3 separate regions of the Homo sapiens genome follow, and regions 2 and 3 are each linked to region 1. The links are chromatin contacts, found by Hi-C or POLR2A ChIA-PET in ENCODE. All regions are on one chromosome and are shown on one strand. The core of a region is the stretch at or near the end of the contact, and the rest is flanking DNA. Distances in the headings are between cores, read along the strand shown. Region 1 holds the start of SLC38A9 (solute carrier family 38 member 9). Region 2 holds the start of MIER3 (MIER family member 3). Region 3 holds the start of SNX18 (sorting nexin 18).

The links. Hi-C counts contacts between places; a loop is a spot of excess contacts on that map. ChIA-PET counts read pairs that join two places held with the same protein, here RNA polymerase II (POLR2A). Pooled maps may share reads with other maps.
Region 2: a loop to region 1 is called in a map of CD8-positive, alpha-beta T cell, with 5 times the contacts of the local background. The contact joins the promoter of MIER3 here to the promoter of SLC38A9 in region 1. A Hi-C loop is called at or near these places in 1 of 168 maps with a recorded cell type or tissue (CD8-positive, alpha-beta T cell) and 6 of 50 pooled maps. POLR2A ChIA-PET finds 5 or more read pairs at or near these places in 1 of 52 experiments (T-cell).
Region 3: a loop to region 1 is called in a map of CD8-positive, alpha-beta T cell, with 13 times the contacts of the local background. The contact joins the promoter of SNX18 here to the promoter of SLC38A9 in region 1. A Hi-C loop is called at or near these places in 2 of 168 maps with a recorded cell type or tissue (CD8-positive, alpha-beta T cell and naive thymus-derived CD4-positive, alpha-beta T cell), 1 of 37 single-sample maps with no recorded cell type and 8 of 50 pooled maps.

The regions. Positions count from the first base shown.
Region 1 is chr5:55,710,884-55,713,649 of GRCh38, reverse strand. SLC38A9 (solute carrier family 38 member 9) reads left to right here and starts at 1,326. Exons shown (of 16, transcript NM_173514.4): 1 at 1,326-1,433; 2 at 2,151-2,198. RefSeq lists enhancers at 420-1,063, 899-1,088, 1,179-1,228, 1,799-1,878.
Region 2 is chr5:56,950,707-56,953,472 of GRCh38, reverse strand. It overlaps MIER3 (MIER family member 3), which reads left to right and starts at 1,350. Exons shown (of 13, transcript NM_001297599.2): 1 at 1,350-1,379. The coding sequence starts at 1,371. RefSeq lists silencers at 1,069-1,488, 1,519-1,628, 1,689-1,858 and an enhancer at 2,429-2,518.
Region 3 is chr5:54,516,441-54,519,206 of GRCh38, reverse strand. SNX18 (sorting nexin 18) reads right to left here and starts at 1,448. Exons shown (of 2, transcript NM_001102575.2): 1 at 1-1,448. The coding sequence starts at 1,254. RefSeq lists an enhancer at 1-540 and silencers at 1,013-1,572, 1,453-1,694.

The DNA of each region.
Region 1 (2,766 bases), core at 77-2,576:
GCCTACCGGATTCAAGCGATTCTCCTGCCTCAGCCTCCAGAGTAGCTGGGATTACAGGTGCACACCACCACGCCTGGCTAATTTTTGTATTTTTAGCAGAGACGGGTTTCACCATGTTGGTCAGGCTGGTCTCAAACTCCTGACCTTGTGATCTGCCCTCCTCAGCCTCCCAAAGTGCTGCAATTACAGGTGTGAGCCATCGCACCCAGCCTAAATTTGAATTTTCAAGTTTAGGTTTTTTGTTTTGTTTCGTTTTGTTTTTGAGACAGGGTCTTGCTCTGTCACCCAGGCTGCAGTGCAGTGGCACCATCATAGCTCACTGCAGCCTTAACTCCTGGCCTCAAATGATCCTCCTGCCTCAGCATCCCAAGTAAGCTTGACTACAGGCAGGTGCCACCCTGCCCAGTTAATTTTTTAAATTCTTTTGTAGAAATGGGGTCTCCCTATGTTGCCCAGACTGGTCTCCAACTCCTGGCCTCAAGTGATTCTCCCACCTCAGCCTCTCAAAATGGTGAGATTACAGGCATAAGCCACGGAGCCGGTCTAAATTTTTAGTTTTTTTTCTGGCATTACAGACACTGTTTCTTCTGGTTTAAACAGAAAAAAGAAAAAGAAACAAAAAGAGCCACTGGCTTCCTTTGTAAGAAGAGCTTAGGGTGGCCATATGCTTTTCAGGGACTGACCTTGAACTGATTTTCATAACAAGCACATTAATTTTACTTAGACTGTATGTTTACTTGGGGAGGTTTTGGGGAAAATTGCTGGGTATGTGGGGTGGGCCTCTAAAATCCTTCTAAAGCCCCTTTTAGCCTAGAGACTAATTTGCAAACACATTTTTAAAAAACAAACCCAAATATCTAGACGACGGAGGGAGCATGCCAACTCAACAGTTTTTTCAAACCAGCTTCCCTTTGTGTCTGTAGGGTCCAAGGACGTAACCAGATCATACAACACGCGCCAGGAAAGCCCAAAAGAGGGGTGATCCCTCGATGGAGGTGCCGCATCAGCGTTTTCTCACGTGGCCTCCGGGGCTCTATGAATGGCAAGAGATTGCATTCCTTCTACTACCCCTCCCAGCCTCCAGCCGGGACAAGGAACTGGAGCAAACTCGGGGCTGCAGTTCCGACTGGACTCGCCCACCTGGGCGCGCCGGCTGCCCAGCCTCCTGAAGCCTCGGGGCTGGGCCCTGCGGTGATGGGCGTGCTGGCCGTCGCAGAGCCCTCTGGGAGTTGTAGTCCGTAGCGGCGAGAGGTTTGACAGCGACCGCGGGCTTGGCGCATTCAGAACTCCAACTCCCGCCGGCCCCTGCGACCCAGGCTATTGCCGCTTCCTGTTTGGACTAGGAGCCCCGCGGTCGCAAATTGCGAGAATTTGGGAAGGGAATCTTTATCTTCTCGTCTAGTTCTCCGAGGTTGAAGGCTCGGCCTGCTCAGGTAGATCACGTTCCCACGTCTAGCAAACTCGCCCCTCGGGGAGGTGGGAAGGTATCCGAGGGAAGGCGGCGGGAAGGGTTGAAGTTGGGGCGAAGCCGGCTGTCACCTGGGATAGTTCTTTGCAGCGCATCGGAACCGTCTCTTCTTTTGGGGCTCAGGGAGGCCATAGCCTGGAGCCGCGGAGACTGCTCCGGAGGCACGGCGCGCGCTCCTCAAGGGCTCAGGGAAAGAAAGTCAGGAGTCCCTCGGGGTCTGAGGAAATCCGAGTGTCTATGGGAGTCGGTGTCAGCTGGAGCCTTAGAGAAAAGATAGGGTTGGGGTAAATGAACACCCTGACCCTCGGGTGAGAGAAGGAGGGAGTAGGAGAATTGTGGGACTTGCAGGAATGGGAGCACCCTTCTTTCTCTCTCTTGAGATAGGGTCTTGCTCCGTCGCTTGGGCTTGAGTGAGGTGGCGCGATCACGGCTGGGAGCACCTTTCTCCATCCCGAGTTGGGGACATCTAGAGGGGGAACATGAGGGAGGAACCCCCTTTGGGCCTTGAGCTAGGACCACAGAGGGGGTGAGGGCCATGACTGGTAAGCCCTCGCCACGCTTTTCACACGACTCAGTTGTGAGAGTGAGTGTGTTGATAGTGGGTAGCTTGACATCTCAGCATAGTAAAGCTGGAAGAGGGGTTTGAGAGCAGCTAGTCAAGCGCATTCTCCTCATTTTACAGAGAAGGAAACTGAGGTCCACCGAGTTGGAGAAACCTACTCAACACCAGGTAACCATTTAATGGCAAACTCGACCAACACCTAATTGTCATGACTCCCAGGCAGTGTCTTATCCATTGCCGTGCTCTGTAGATGAGCACACTATAAGTTGTAAGTTGTACCTCCACCTTGTTTTCTTTTTTCTTTTCTTTTCTTTCTTTTTTTTTTTCAGACAAGAGTCTCGCTCTGTCGCCCAGGCTGGAGTGCAGTGGAGTGATCTCGGCTCACTGCAACCTCCGCCTCCCTGGTTCAAGCGATTCTCGTGCCTCACCCTCCTGAGTAGCTAGGATTACAGCTGCCCGCCACCACGCCCCGCTAATTTTTGTATTTTTAGTAGAAACGGGGTTTCACCATGTTGGCCAGGCTGGTCTTGAACTCCTGATCTCAAGTGATCCGCCTGCCTTGGCCTCCCAAAGTGCTGGGATTACAGGCGTGGGCCACTGCGCCCAGCCTCTTTTTTCTTTTTAATACCTTCAGACATGACAAAGATCTGACATATGTAGGATAGGCAGCTGCTGAGGAGAAAGATTTTTTAAAAACGTTTTGGCCAGGTGCCGTGGCTCACGCCTGTAATCCCAG
Region 2 (2,766 bases), core at 101-2,600, 1.2 Mb before region 1:
CCTGTAGGGTCCTGCTATAATTCCTGATGGTATTTGCATCTCACTTATTCATGTACCTTACAGCCGACTTTCTTTTCCACAGATAGAATTGGCCTCCCACTTTAGGACAATGTGTCCTCCAAATTTGCTAGGGCAACTCCATACCTTACTTTAACTTCTTGCAGGACCTAACTCTCCAATCAGTCGTTAGTGTATATTTTTGTGTACTTGGCTCAAAGTCTTTCAGTGTGGATGTGGACCTTCCGGAGAGTAATCTCCTCCAATGAAGAGCAAATGGTCATAAGGAACATGTACGAGCAGGTATTCCTGTTAAGCCTTATGCTCCGTCTTTCACCCATCCACTTGCACAGGGGACTAGTTTCCTTTTATGATCCTACCCAAACGTTTGGCCTTTTTGGAGAAGTGAGGGAAGTGAGGGGTAGAATTTTTGAGACTCAGTTCAGGGCCTTTGATATGCTGTTCCTGTCCTTCAACAGATGTATCAAGTATCTCTGGGTCATCCCCTAAGACACGTTGGTGATGAACAATTCCTAGAACTGGTCTAATTTTTTTTTTTTTTTTTTTGGATAACAGCACAGTTTATATTTTTTGGGCATCTTCTTGAACTGTACAAGTATATTCAGCATCATTTCTCTGCCCTGTCGATCTTTTGTCTTTTCTTCTGTGCTGTCAATAACCTGTTTGGCAAATGTCTACTTCCATTGTCCACTCCGTGAGCAGTGTACACCGGTCTCCATCTCCCATTCCTGCAGGTCCCTTCGTGGAAACGGCAAAGTGCCTGACTGTAGTCCTCTCATTCTGGACTGACTCTGCCATCCACCAGCCTCTTCTCCCATTTCCCAGGGCTTCCTCCCACATCTGTCTATTTCATAGATCGCCTCCTCCTCTTAGGGAAGTTGAGTCTGTCGAGTTCCCCTGCACATCGCCTGCCAGTCCAAGTCTCCTGCCCGCCTCCCGCACGCCCTCCCGCGCCGCGGTGTCTGTGGGTCGGTTCCCAGACGCGCCCGCCGGCTCTTGGGCCTCCACTGGCTGGACGTGGGTCTGTCCCGCGCCCGCGCGTCCGTCCGTCCCCCACTTGCCTCCAATTCGGCAGGAACTTTACACCAGCCAGGAGGAGAAGGACGGTGCGCGCGGGTGCGGGTCTGGCCGGCTGGGGCCGGCGCGGGGGCGGCGAGGGGCGCCGGGCGGCGTCGGCTTGCGAGCGGGCCGGGGGCGTCGCGGGCCGCCCTGCCCTATAAGGGGCCGTGCCGCCTCCGCCGCCGGGCGGGTGCCGGGCGGACCGCGGCGGTGGCGGCGGCGGCTGCGATTGGCTCAGGCGCCCCATCCGGGGACTGGGCTCGGCGCTGCTCGTTCGCCCTAAAGGTACCAATATGGCGGAGGTGAGCAGGGAAACCGGGCAGGAGCAGCCGGGCTGGAGCGGGCGCCCGGCGGCTCCCCGCGACCCCCGAGCCAGCCTGGGGGATCCGGGGCTCTTTCCGCTGCCCCATGAGGGGCGGCGTGGCGACGCGGGGGTCGCGGGGCGGCGACTGGCCGTGGCGGGGCTGGCCGGGGGGCGGGAGCGGGCGCGGGAGCGGTCTCCCTCCGGGACTAGGCCGCGGCGGCTCCGGCCCCGGTCGGGCCGGGCGACCGAGCCGGACGGAGGTGGCGGCCGGCTGCAGTGAGCCCTGCCCCAGGGACGAGGCAGTGCCGTGTCCCCGGTCGCTGACGCGGGCCGCCGGCGCCTCCGCGCCTCTTCCCCGGGCCCGGGTGGGTGGAAACCGGCGGAGCCCCCCCTCCGCGGCCGGATCGCAAAGAGGGGAGCGGGCTGCGCCACTGCCCTGCGGGAGTCGTGCGCTGTGCCCCCGGCCCACCGGGCCCGGGCTGCGGCGCGAAGGAGCCGCACGCTTCACTTTGCTGGGGGCGCGGAGAAGAGCGGGATGCGGGGCCACCGGGCTTCTCAGAAGAGCGGGACTCCCCACCCCGCAGCCCGGGAGGTGCGGGAGCCCCTGGGGTTAAAGGGCAGACCGAGACCCTCGACGCCCTCTCCAGGAGAGCGGCTTGATAGCTCCAGTTTTCTCTGGGCTGGAGGAAGGAAGGCTGGGCGAGCGAAGCTGCCCCGGCCATGTCCCCCGGGACTGGTGAGCTGGGGGGAGGGGGCGGTGTGGCAGGAGCCCCTGGGCTGGAGCTCGCTGGGGCGGGGGGCGCGCTGACGGTCCAGGGAGGGACTGAACACTCTGGAAGGAGCCAGCATCCCTGGAACTGAGAGGAGCTGCATCTCTGGACTCGAGAGAGAGGATGGGGGGCTCGCGCTTTGGTTTGGGGGCGAGTGTCCGATTCGAGCTGGCCTACGCTGCAGGGGAAGAGATCGGCTTCGGAGTTGGGGCTCCCGGGCCCCAGGGGCGAACTAGGTGCTCAGAACGCGAGTTCGTTCCAGAAAAGGGTGTTACGTTTCGAGTTGTTTGGGGCTTCGGAGAGCCGGGTGGGATTTGGAGGACTCCGGAGATGCCAGGGATGGGGGACTGATGGTGCCAGCCGACTGCTCTGGGTTTTGCTTCTCTGCTTGGAAACTTGCTGAGCTCCAAGAAGCGACTTGGAGTTGCCTCTCAGACTCCGGGCTTCGTCCCGGGTCTGTGAGTTTGTACACTTGGGACTCGGGGAGGAAGGCGAGGCAGCCAAGAGGGGGCCCGAAAGGGGCCGGGAGCGATTCGAGTGAAGCTACGTCTTGCACTTTTGGCAGCTGCGGAGGAGCGCTCGACTCCGCCTCCTCTGCGCCCTGTTGCCGGCGCT
Region 3 (2,766 bases), core at 199-2,698, 1.2 Mb after region 1:
GGCAGCGGCGGGGGGCGTGCTAAGGGTCAGGAAGAAGTTGGCGCCCACCATCTCGTCCTTCTCGGCCTTCCTCTTGCCCTGCTTCCAGGCTTTCTCGTCGGTGCTGCTGGGGCACGTCAGGAAGTGCTGGAAGACGTCGCACTGCGCCAGCACTGGGTGGCTGGCCATGTGGTTCATCCACCAGATCAGGCCCTTCCTGCGCTTAGAGATGAAGTCCTCCTCGAAGCGGCCGGTGGCCTGCTTCTCGGGCAGGTGGGGCACGGAGATGACCGGGAACTTCTCCGCCAGGCGCGCGTACAGCCAGTCGAAGTGCTTGTAGCGCCGATGCACCGGCACCTGCGTGTGCGTGGGCACCAGCTTGTAGGAGATGTAGCTCTTCATGCCCTTGAACTTGGTCTGCTTGGTGGGGTCGTCGATGGTGCACTGGAACGGGTAGGGGTTCTCCTGCCACTCGGGGCCATAGGGCCCCAGCACCACGCACAGCTTGTCCCCGTCCTTCACGAAGCCTGACGCCTCCCCCAGCACGAAGGCCTCCCCGCCGGACTTGACGAAGGTGGAGAAGCGATTGAGGTTGCGGCTCACGGTGGCCGAGCTCTTGGGCCCCGACGGGTGGTGCTGCGGGGGGACCGAGCCGCCGCGGGAACCCAGGGACAGGTCGGAGCGCGTGGACAGGCGGTAGCGGCCGGCTGCGCCCACACCCGCCGAAGACGAGCCGTCGAGGTCCGGGTATGCTCCGCTGCCCAGAGCGCCCGGCTCGTCCGCCACCGTGGAGCTGTCGTCCCACTCGTCGTCCCAGTCATCATCGCTGCCTTGGCTGGCCTGGTAGCCGCCGTAGAGCTGCTGAGGCGACGGCTGCAGGGCGCCCCCGCCGTACGGGAAGCCCGCGCCGGGCGGCTGGAAGGTGCTCGGAGGCGGCGCCTGCTGTGGCTGCAGCAGCGCCTGGAAGGCGTCAGGCGGCGGCTTGAAGGAGGCGGGGGGCGCGACAGGCAGGGGCTCGAAGCCCCCGGGGGGCACATTGGCGTAGCGGGCCGGGGCGCCCGGGCCGCCGTCTCCCGCCGGGCCAGGCTCGGGGGCGCGGATCACCTGCACATAGGAGGCCGGGAAGAGGCCGCGGTCGCCGCGGCTGTTGACCCCCTCGAGCCAGCCCTCGATGTCCTGCTCGCTGCACAGGCTCAGCACCTCGTGCTCTCGCAGCGAGATCTCTCCTGGGTTCTCCGACCTGAAGTCGTACAGCGCCCGGGCGCGCAGCGCCATGGTCCCGGCGCCCCGACTGGCGGTCCCGACTCCCGGCGTCCCGAGCCGAGGCCCACCTGAGGGGCCCGCGGTACTGCTCGAGCCCTGGCGCGCGGACTGGAGCCCCGAAGGCGGCAAACCCACGCTGCCCGGACCAGCCGGTCGCGCCCTCCGCGCGGCTCCGCTCGCAGCGCCTCCACTTCGCAGCGCCGACTGCCGCGCTGGGCCGCCGCAGCCGCCGCCGGTCGGGGGCGGGGCCCGCGGCCTCCCACGTCTCCAGCTGCGCTAATCCACGGCCGAGAGCCCCTTGCCAGGCGAGAGCAAGCGATGGCCGAGCCGCCGAGCCCACCGCCCGCGTCGGCTTTGCGGCGGCCACTGCCCTCTAGTGGCCGGTGCCGCGAAGCCGGGCGCCGTAGTGAGCGCGGCTGAAGGAGGTTTCTACTCCGAAGTGAATTATCTGAGATTTCTTTAGGCTTTTAAGTTAAACATTCTCTAGAAAGTAAGTTAGCATTTGCATGCCTGATAAACGTTCCCACTCTGAGCGCTCAGTGAATGCTCCTAGAATGGCAACCCAGTCATGTAATAAAGCATTTTGCAATGCGAATTAGTGATTGCACTAAGAAAACAGGATGCCTCTGCGGAGGAGCTGTTCACCTACAGAGCAGGCTCCCTTCCCTCTTCTGCTCAAGGAGAGGAGATTGGCAAGAACAAAGTAAGGGCCAGGGAAGGTGCTGTGATTGACAAAATTAGAAGCAAAGGATCATGTAGAGAGGGAGGAGCTGGAGAGTTTCCAGTACAATAAATGCTCACACATTTATTACATGCATGTGTCGCCTATCCTCCCATAGATATATGTAGTGCGGTGAATGAGAGCTCAAACTTCGGAGCCAGGCTTCTGAATTTCAATCTGTGTTCTGACACTACCTAGCTGTATGACCTGGAACAAGGCACTTATATCGTACCTACCTCCGGGGGTTGTTGTGGGGATTCCATCATAAAGTAATCCCTATTTTACAGATGAGGAAAGTGAAACAATATCTGGCAGGGTAAGCAGATTTGAAGGGTTTGTTGCTGCTTTTGCTGCTGTTACTGTTATTTGGGGGAAGCAAAATCCCTGGCCTCTTTCACAAAGGGAATAGGGGTACTAAACTAACAATTGCAGGGTACATGCACCAGGAAGCGTCCCAATGTTCACATTGCCACTCCTAGTAAGAGGTCAGTGACCATCCATCCATCTGTTGTCTCTATGTCTCACTATATTTATATTATTTTTAAGATAAATAGAACAAAAATCACTTCCTGAAATAATCAGCTCCAATCTATCGTTGCCTTGTTTCCTATCTTCCTTTCCTTCAGTGTATAATTTGCCCAAAGCTTTTTCTTCTCTTAATCCCCTCTTATTAAGTCTAGCCTAATTATTCCTTTGAAGACACTTCTAATTGAGGTTCTGCATTCATGTGTCATTAATTTCAGCCTGTCCTCTGACCCTTTTCAAGGAAACCTGGGAAACGGGCCAGAAGAGTGTACAATTAT